Linked DNA regions of Homo sapiens: regions 1 and 2 are each linked to region 3. The links are chromatin contacts, found by Hi-C in ENCODE. All regions are on one chromosome and are shown on one strand. Each heading gives the region's core, a stretch centred on a gene start or an enhancer-like site at or near the end of the contact. The rest is flanking DNA. Distances are from core to core; before and after follow the strand shown. Region 1 holds the start of BIRC2 (baculoviral IAP repeat containing 2). Region 2 holds the start of ZW10 (zw10 kinetochore protein). Region 3 holds the start of CWF19L2 (CWF19 like cell cycle control factor 2).

What was found. Hi-C counts contacts between places; a loop is a spot of excess contacts on that map. Pooled maps may share reads with other maps.
Region 1: a pooled map shows a loop between it and region 3 (6-fold over the local background). The contact joins the promoter of BIRC2 here to the promoter of CWF19L2 in region 3. A Hi-C loop is called at or near these places in 4 of 50 pooled maps.
Region 2: a pooled map shows a loop between it and region 3 (29-fold over the local background). The contact joins the promoter of ZW10 here to the promoter of CWF19L2 in region 3. A Hi-C loop is called at or near these places in 5 of 50 pooled maps.

The regions. Positions count from the first base shown.
Region 1 is chr11:102,345,832-102,349,394 of GRCh38, reverse strand. It overlaps BIRC2 (baculoviral IAP repeat containing 2), which reads right to left and starts at 2,181. Exons shown (of 9, transcript NM_001166.5): 1 at 2,019-2,181; 2 at 1-797. RefSeq lists an enhancer at 1,560-1,629.
Region 2 is chr11:113,772,376-113,775,814 of GRCh38, reverse strand. It overlaps ZW10 (zw10 kinetochore protein), which reads left to right and starts at 2,123. Exons shown (of 16, transcript NM_004724.4): 1 at 2,123-2,253. The coding sequence starts at 2,149. RefSeq lists enhancers at 1,933-1,992, 2,123-2,392.
Region 3 is chr11:107,455,961-107,459,241 of GRCh38, reverse strand. CWF19L2 (CWF19 like cell cycle control factor 2) reads left to right here and starts at 1,417. Exons shown (of 18, transcript NM_152434.3): 1 at 1,417-1,530. The coding sequence starts at 1,426. RefSeq lists an enhancer at 1,133-1,638.

The sequences.
Region 1 (3,563 bases), core at 932-3,431, 5.1 Mb after region 3:
TATGCAGGCTTCTTTCCCTATAAGCACTTTAACATGACAACCCAAAAAATCTCATTTTATTCCAATAAACAAAAGTAATTAAAACCTTCATATGGTCACACTATTTAAAAGCTAAGTTCACACAGCTTATCATCATAGTATTTACTTAAGTGGGCTAAATTACTTCAGCTGACAACTTTTGGGGGAAGTCAATACCCACAAGCTTTGTTGAACCTGTGCCTGCTATAGTGCTTGATGTCAAATGAATTTGGCTTAAAGTTCAAAAACTGTAAACTCTATCTTTGTTAAATATCATTTGTATTTGTTTCCATTTCCTGCAGCATCATGTTGACTTTCTTCCTAACTTTGTATACCACTATTATTCTTGATCAACTGAAGGTATTTTCTCCATAAACTTAGTTAGCCATAAAATTTCCACAGCACACTTTTTACACTGCATTTAAAAACTAAATAACCTGTTCATCATTTAAGGACTATTCAGCTATAATTATCAGTCATGTTGTAAACATTAATCAATTTATCACAAGATAAAACTTGTCCTTTCTAGTGTTATCAGAAACGCCTAACAAAATATTGTACTACCAAAAAAGTACTGCTTAGCATAAAGTATCAGTAATCAACTCTACTAGCCTTCTTTCTGAAAACTCTTCAATGTTTTAAAAATATAATTCATACACAAAATTACACTCCATAGAATTCAAACTATATCCCTTTATAAAGTTTCGAGATCTCCATAATGGGATTTATTACTGCAGGGGGACAAAATAGGGATAGGGAGATTCTTCAGGGTTGTAAATCTGAAAAGAAAAAACAAAAAGTATTTTAGAAAACTGTATGTGCATGCCAAATAGAACTTACATACTCTTCAATTTATTCAGTAAAGTCTAAGAATAATTCACACTTTAGATAATACATCTTAATTCCAGCAATTTGTCACAACTTTCTAAATGAAAAAGCTATTAATTAAAATAAGTAAATGCAACATACTCCCCATAGCACTAACTATACGTGTCTTTAAAACGCACAACTTCAGAGACAGATGGAAATTTTCACACAGGAAACATTTTGTCCTTGCTCTCCTCCCCTTTTCTGGCCTAAAGGTAACTCTGGCACTCTGCTGGAGGCAAAGGCACATTGGTTAAAAAGACAGACAGACACTCCACTACACCCTGTCAGCAGCAGTACAGCAGGAATTAAGACAGCAACGTTAGTTTGTAATATCAAGTCTCTCCACGACTAGGAAAACTGCAGTAAAATGCACCACGAGTTCATTAATATAAACTCTTAAACTCTGCCATTCCCTTACAATTTCAAAGCAACGACCACAGAAAGCAACTCGAAAACAAAACCTAACACAGTGGCCTGTGAAACAGTGGCTCCGGCACTACGACCACTGGCATGATTGCTTTAATTACACCCGGTCTTATATCCTATCTTTAAATGAAAGATTTTTATCTACGTGCACCGCACTGCTGCATTCTCTTTACGCAAATTGCAGCTGGGCAGGGGATAGGATGGAAGGGAAAAGAATAGAAACTATGGGATTTACCCAATAATTTCCCAGAGTTGCTTCTCACAATACACAACAGACGACTACTGGAATGACAGAGCGCAGTGGCAACTATGAAATATGAAATATCGCCGCCACCGAAATATCTTCGTTTCAATGTATTACATTAAAAGAACGCCGAGGGCTAAGTTTAAAACCTTGCAAAAACTGCGAGAAAACATCTTGGTCAAAGTCCAAGGGCCAGAAGAGTGGGCGGCGGCCAGAGGCTTGAAAACAAGTCATTTTAAAAATCGCTTTGACTGCAAGTCTCGAAGTTGGGGCTTCCGAATCCAATAAAACCTTGGCGAGAGTAGAAAGCAGAGAGCCCCCGGCGACCCTCGACCCTTGGCCGAAGGGCCTCAGGCCCCGTCCTTCCTCGTTCGCCGCCACATCAGGGAAGTGGGCCCCCGCGGGCCCTCGCGTCCCCACCCGCCCCACGCCGCCCGAGCCCGGAAGGAGCAGCACTCACCGCAGTGCGGGCGCAGCAAACACGGAAGCTGCGCGGCTGCCTAGAGGCCTCCGCAGAGCCGGGAATCAGCGGCGCCGACAAGGAGATACGGCCCGCTCGGCTCGGATCAGCCCGGGCGCTCCCGAAGCCCGCCGCCCCATCCGGGCTCACTCTGACGCACGATGACGTCAGCGCGCCCGGCCGAGGACCAGCGTTAGCCGCCGCGCGAGGGCGCCCGGGAGGCTGGGGCCGGAAAGCGGAACCGAGAGCGCTTTCCGCCGTGCGGCGATGAACCTCCGGGAAAGACGCTGGGAGGCCAGGATGCCCGGCGCAACTGGACGCTCATCGGGAGTCACGGGGTCGGCCCTCAGGGGAACGGGGACTATCCGTATCAACTCGGTGTTTGTTCGTTTTCTTCACCTTGCGGTTTGTGCCCTCTCCACATTTCCTCTCTGTGTCTACCATTCTCCTGGGGGACGTGGCAAACCGTGAGCCGCTGCGTTTGAGTTTTGGGAAACCCTGCGGAAACGCCCTGGCGCCGGTGGTTTTGCGCGTCCTACCCTGTGTCACCTCAGGGTTATGATCTGGCCCCTGGCAAGGCTCCCCAAGTGTGATGCCTCCCCCCGTCCAGATGACTGCATTTTGAGGATGGAGTCAGTCTGGTGGCATTTTTTGCTTAAGTAAACAATTGTAACCGTTTGTGTAGCATCAGCGTTCAACAGCTGCCTGTGCAAATCGAAAAAAGCGAAACTTTGGAAACTAGGAAGCATCAGATGAATAATTCTGAAGACTTGATGTCAACGGGAGTATCTTGTTTTTAAACTTTTGGTTTTCTGTTCTGGAGACAAACAGTTCATATGCACTAAAGAAAAAAGTGTCATTATTTCAGATGCTCATTGCCAGCAAAGAGAACTGTATTGCAAGTCAGGCTTCACTCCCAGTATTTTCTGAATGTTTCAATAAAATGAAATATATACGTCTGCCTGTGTATTGGTGTACATGCACATATAATTGTACATAAACCAGAGAGGAGCCCAATTTTTTTTAATGCTTAGGTAATAGAAAATTTGTAAATAAAAACCCTTGGCTTTTGCTAGTCATGGACCTTTTGTATCCCCCCGCCATACTCCCCCAATAGTGCCATAGACACAGTGTCGTGCAGTAAATGTTTGTGGTATGACAACCAACGAACGACTTTTGAAGTTGACGCTCTTTGCCCGTTGAATCCGATGCTTGCTTCTCTCTGGGGAACTCCAAGGGGCAAATATTTAAAAAACTTCCAAATAGCAAGCCACTTAATTAGGGAGCCGGGGGAATTCCAAGACCCTGAACCATTTCCCATTTCCTGTCTGTGTCATTTCTGCCTGCCAGTCAGTCACAGAACAGGAGGTCTACTGTTCCAATGTTAATAGTCAAAGAAAGTGAGTGTAACAGTTTGTAATACAGAGAAAAGAAATGCCATGGCTCCCAATGACTAAAAACTTCCAAAAATGCACCTGGGGCTTGGTAGTAGTTTAGTATTTAGTTCAAGTCACTATTTCTCGGAAGGTTTACAGAACATTCCTA
Region 2 (3,439 bases), core at 874-3,373, 6.3 Mb before region 3:
ACTTTTTTGTAAGAATTAAAACAGAGGGAACTTCGTTATCATGAAGACTGAAACTGGCAGGTTTGGGAATTTGGTGATTATCTCTCATTCTCCTGATTTCTCAGAAGGTCAGACAGACAGCTTAGTTTTGGTTTGGCGAAGTAGAGCTTTAGCATGAGTGACTCCATTTTGGTTTGGTCTGTTGGGCTTAGTGCAGGAACTCAGTCCAAAGTGATGGCCTCCTGTAAATGTTAACATTGTGAAACCTTTCTAATTCAGTCAGAGACTGGGTGCTCTTCCTCCAATATTTCCTCTGCCATTTGCATCTTCCTCAGGGGCAGATTAAACTTCACAGCTCATTACTTGCACAAGCCCCTTCTAAGGCTGACATCTAATTTTGTATTCATTATTTTATATTCTTTTCTTTAAAGAGTCCTTCCCCTCCCTGCAACTGTATAAGATTTAAGTTCCACTAAATCTAGATCCATCCCTCATCTACCTACAAATTAGTAATTATCATATTTTTCTGTGATTATATATTCACATGTTGTGGGTCCCCAGACCTAGCACAATGTCTGCTATGTGATAATTGCTTAATAAATATGCAGTACAAAGTTTCAGAATTTTCATCTATCAGTCATTCTTTGTCATTGGGCATTTATTATTAGTTGCAGTTAGAATTCAAAGTTGACAGGTCTACCAAAAAGAAATTGATTTGGTTTTCCAAGGAAGGGAGTTTCTCAGGATGTTTTGGCTGTTTTCAGTGCTTCCTCTCTCAATCCCAGTTTTGTTTCCTTTGCTCATGGCATGTGAATTGGCCCTTGCTTCACTGGGATAAGCAGATTGTCTCAAAGACACTTAACAATTGTCAGGGATCTTAGAGTCAGTGCCTACTTGGGGTCAACCCTCACAATATATCTTTTTAAAAAACCAAAAACCTTTTAATCAAAACAGTACATCTGGCTCTTGGTATCCACGGATCCAACCAACCACAGATCAAAAATATTCTGGAAAAAACTAATAAAAAATAACAATACAACAACAAAAAATAATGCAAATCAAAATACAATATAACGACTCTATAGCATTTAGATTGATTTGTATTAGGTCTTATAAGTAATCAAGAGATGATTTAAAGTGTATGGGGAGGATGTGTGCTGGTTACTTGTAAACATTACATCATTTTATGTAAGAGACTTGAGCATCCACGGATTTTGCTACTGGGGCAGGGGAGGTTTCTGGAACCAATCCCCCCATACCAAGGGAGGACTGTGTATGTTTACTGCAGAAAAATAGAGAAAGCAAGGGCAGAGAAGAGAATAAATACCATAAATCCACCACCCATAGGATAATTTGATGTCTGTCCTTTACATACATACTTACATACTTTTTGTTTTCTGACCAATGGTTATACACTTAAGTTTTTAAAAAGGAATCATAGTATACATAGAATATTGTGAACATCTTTCTGTATGCAATGCATTAAAATAATGAAACCATTTTTAAAAGCTTTTGACACATTTATATATTTATAATATGACAGAAAGTACTAAGTATCTTGTTCACACAGGACTAATATTATGTATATCTAAGTAATATAAATATGTAATGTAGGTAATGTAAATGTGTAATGTATCACGTAGATGTAATATATGTACATAGATGCAATTATAAGCAACCTTTTATTTATAATGAGGTGACGCCACTTCTTTACACAACTCTAGAGGGCGCCATTCGTAGATTCTGGTGCCACAGCGGCCCAATAAAAGTTGAGGAAAAAAGATCGAGATGGGCTCGTTGGCTCTTTCAGTTAGATAATTTTACAAGTAAGCCTTTTGAAGTTTAGAAAGGTTCAGTTAGACCTGGTTATTAAAAACGTTTAATTTCCTCCAGTGAAAAACGGGCGGGAAGCAACGAACTTTGAAAACAACTAAGGAAGAAAACGCGTCTGCTTACAGTTTGCCAACTACGGGACACCGTGGAAATCCCATCTCGGGATTGGCGCGGTGCCTGCTGGGAGTTGTAGTGCGCCCCTCGCCTTCCGGGCGGCGGTCTGAGGCCCGCGAGACTCCGTTTCCCGGCAGGCCTCGCGTCAAGACGGCCGGCGGGACGGGAGCTGCGGCGCTGGCTACGAGAGTGACCCAGTCAGCGTTGGTTCCCGTCTTGGCCATGGCCTCGTTCGTGACAGAAGTTTTGGCACACTCCGGGAGGCTGGAAAAGGAGGATCTGGGGACCCGGATCAGCCGCCTGACCCGGCGGGTGGAGGAGATCAAGGTGAGAGCGGGGCAGCTGTCTGCTGACTGGAAGGGGACTCCGGGTCCTTGTGTGAAGGGACTGGAGAGAGGAGTCAGGGGCTAAGGGCAGACAGAGTGGGGACCAGCAGAGTGGGGCCTGTTGGGGAGATCTAGTTGTGGGGGCTGAATGAGGAGTGGAGGGGCCCAGAATGTGTGGATTGAGGAGGGATCTTGGAGGGGAGCCCACACAGGGGTTGGGAACTGAGGAGGCGAGGAGACCTGGGACTGTGGGGACGAACAGGCGGTGGCTGGAGAGCACTGGAGAGTGGAGTTATGTTGGGGAGGGGTGTGCCGCGGGAAGAGGGAGACTGAAGAGACCAGCAGAGCGGGAGGAGCAACTGGAAGCTCCGAGGAAGCTAGGGAGCGAGCGCAGGAGAGGAATAGAAAAGACAGGATCCCCCTTCCCCTTCTTCCATCGATGAGTGTTTATTTCCTCCACCCACTCCTTGATTTGTTGATGAATAAAATAGCCTGGAGGATTGCACCTTTCTCCTCCCCGACATTAAAAAAAAAACAAACCCAAACCCTCAGTATGTTTTTATTTTTATGTATCTATCTATCTTTTGAGATGGAGTCTTGCTCTGTCGCCCAGGCTGGAGTGATCTCGGCTCACCGCGACCTCTGCCTCCCGGGTTCAAGCGATTCTCCTGCCTCAGCCTCCCGAGTAGCTGAGATTACAGGCGCGTGCCACCACGCCTGGCTAATTTTTTTTTTTTTTTTTTTGTATTTTTAGTACAGACGGAGTTTCACCATGTTGGCCAGACTGGTCTCGAACTCTTGACCTCAGGTGATCCACCCGCCTCGGCCTCCCAAAGTGCTGGGATTACAGGTGTAAGCCACCGTCTCCGGCCTCTTAATGTGGTTTTAAAACTTCATCTACAAGCACATGAAGCTGTGCTGAGTGTCATTGGTACCTACGTAAACGTTGCTGCCTTGAGATTGATACAAAAACTGGAAGCACGTAGCCACACACAGTTTTGCTTTGTACTGATATTGTTACCTTGCCAGTATTTGTCCACATCTTCAGTTGCTTTCATTTAAAATTTTGTGTATCTGAGTCAAGTAGGGTTTCGAGGGAGCAAGTTTGCCACACACCATAAGGGCACAGGTATAACCCTTCCTAACAGCTCTTGATTTTACAAAAGTAGTTTCCTGAATTTTAAGTA
Region 3 (3,281 bases), core at 168-2,667:
GAATTCCTATAAAAGAAGTTCTAGAGAGATCCCTCTCCCTTTCCGCCATATGAGACACAGCAAAAATACTGCCCTCTAGGAACCAGGACACACCTTCACTAGACAGCAAATAGCCCAACACCTTGATTTTATCCAGCCTCCAGAACTGTAAGACATACTTGTTTGTTATTTATAAGCCATCCATTCTATAATATTTTGTTATAGCAGCCTGAACTGATTAAAACACACACGTTTCTAATATAATCACAGTTTATTTTTATTGAATTGATGCAAAACAGTGAAATGGATGTTTTTCTGAATTCCAAGAGAATCTGAAAAGACGTTGATGCTAGTTATGACAAATATCAGTCAATGTAGTCAGTTGATTAAATATTACAAGGTCGATTAGTAAATTACATTTTAAAATAAAATGAATACTTTCTATTGCATATCAAACAAGTAGGCATTGTGTGTTCAAGATTCAGACTCATAGAATGGTAGTGAATGTAAAAACTCTTGGAAAGCTTCTTGCAAACACACATTAAATTTTATGAAACCTGAAGAGAAAGAGTATTTACCTCAACCTGGCTTATGTTACTTATTTTTAGCGTCTTTAAGGTATCGTTTATAATTAATTCCCCAGCCTTCTTCTTCTTGTAAATGTAAGCTTAGTGTCTTATGTTCTCAAAGCACTTCATCACCTTAGAATGTCTTATTCTTCTGAACTTAAAAGTTTTATGTTTGGGCGATACATGCGTAAAACAAAACAAAGAAATCTCCGCAGAAATAAATAAGTAACTGTCCATTGTAATGAAAAATGCTTGGATGGATAAGTATGAGTAAATAATATGGGGTCAGAGGAAAAAATATAATGTAAACTTCTAACAAGTTAAGCACGGGTAAATTGTGAAGTGCAATGCAAAATTCACATGAGTGTTTCATATATTAAGTAAAATCCACCAAAACAAAACACTGAATCTTCAAGGCAATTCTGTCCTTCCTGCCAGCTGCCACTACCTTTCTGGCAGCCTCCCTTTATCCCATTCCTCCAGCACAGGGAAATGATGCTCTGGCGACAAAGGGTACTTCCGCAGAAAACTTTTGAGAGGTACCAACTTAACTTCCAAGAGCTTGTAACTTACTCCGGTGATTTTAAGACGAAATTGGTGAGAAAGCTGTTAATATAGTAAAAAGTGCATAATAAATATATACGGGTATTAATCCTGCTCACAATCGCACCCAACACCTGAAAGAATTAAACCCTCCAACACCCTTCGGGTCTTTAAAATCTGGGCTGCGGTAATCCGAGCCCTAAGCGACCTCAGATGTGCGCATGCCCTGTTGGTGGAGCCGTGCTCCTCCTTCCTCGGGTCCGGAAGTCCCGGTTTGTTTGTTAAATTACGACCGTCGTAAACTAGAATTTTCTTGCGGCTTCTTAGCTTTACGATGGCAACAAGTATGGCGGCTGCTAGTGGTAGATTTGAAAGTGCGAAGAGTATCGAAGAGCGGAAAGAACAGACCCGGAATGCCAGGGCCGAGGTGTTGCGCCAGGTACCTCTGTTTTGGGGCTTTTGTAGTTATTTATTGTTGTGGGAGTTGAGGGTTCCCGTAAGCTAGCCCACTCACCCCTTCCCTTACCTCGTCAGTACTGAATCTCACCTTAATTTGGGTGAGTTCTCCCTTTGCAATGCCGGTAAACCCTTTTGTAGCTACCGATTTTTTAGATGTTCTGGCAGGTGCCAGTTGCTAATTCTCTTTTCAGGCAGATCTGTCGCTTTTTCTCCAAGTTTCTTTACCTTTTAAGTTACCCATTCTTTACATTTCTATCACTCGGACTGCACACTTTGTAGGTCCCCTGCGGCTTGTAAGGACTCTGCCAGCATGTCTCGCAGCCTCAGTCATTGCTACTGCTGTATCTGAAATGAGATTTTCCTTTTTCGGAAACACATTCAAGTCACACTTGAATAGACTCAGTTTGACATTTCCTCCTCCTGTCTCTATTGGTATCAATTCCAGACTTACTGTAAGCTCTTACCAATCCAAACAAAAGTTAACACCAATCTCAGTATATTTAGCCTGTCACAAAAGATCGCGAAACATTGTATTTCTCACTAAACTTCAGATACATAGAGGTAACATACAAAGAATGGAGAAAGTAAGCTTCTGAATTATCTGACAATCTATTCAATATGTAAGAAGTGTGGCAATGAAAGAGAAAAGTTGCAGTTGGAGAGCAACAGAGAATTCAGTGAGGGTTTTTGTTTTTATTTAAGTTGGAAGAGTTTTAAACAAGTTTAAATGCAAATGAGAAGGAGCCAGCAGAGAAGAGGGAGAGGAGACTCTAAAGGGAAAATGACATAGTTTCAAAATTTGGCAAATAATTTGAGGGTGAAGCAGCCCCATTCTCCTTTAATCTCCAATTTTCTCACCCTGTTCTTTGGAGTCCATCATAAGCCCTGCTCTTTTCTCTGATATCGATTTTTCTGTTTGGTATATAACCATTGTATTCATCTTCTTGCCTACACCAAGAATTATTATATGCACCCAGGGAAAAGCTAGCTGCAGAATGTTGGACTACCTCTCCATGATTTTCCCTTTTCTGGAATATTAACTCTTCTAGTTCTTGTTGCTTCAGCAGTTCTCTGATATAAACCTTTAATAAATTATTTTTATATTTGATTAAAAAAAAAAAGAAAATGACTACAGCCAGGTTTTAAAGGGGAAGAGTGGGCGATTAGTCTTGGGTAGGTGAAATGTTGGTATTGTTTCGTAATTTCAACATATGTAATGTGTGTGTGTGGGTATATATATATTATTCATTCTTTTCTCTTTGGTATTTCCAGCAGTTTTTGGAGGGAGTAAGTTTCGTAAGTTGAGATAAATCTTATAGTAGAGATATGCATAGAATTTGAAAAGGACCAAACTGAGCTTTGGAGTTACAGGGAAAGAAAGAGGGCAGGAACGATTTCCTAGGAAAAACTTGCTTTGTTTGACTATCATTGAAGAATGGATAAAAATTACCAATATGATCCTTTCTTTATACAGAGATGATTCTTCCTGAGGCATTTTTGGGGCTGGGTATTGGGGCTACAGGCATTGCATATTGAAGGCGTGGAGGTCTAACTGTTGCAAAAGTCTTAAGGCAGTAGCCATGGGAATGGTGAAGGGAAAAGGGATTCCAAGTCATATTGAGCTAGGGAGCTTAGAGAGATGGGAGGGCCTGGACTCAGTCCCTGGATTCTCTCTGATTGGTAACTCAAATCACTGGAGATTGGAAATGCAGAAGGAGAGATTTTTGCTTT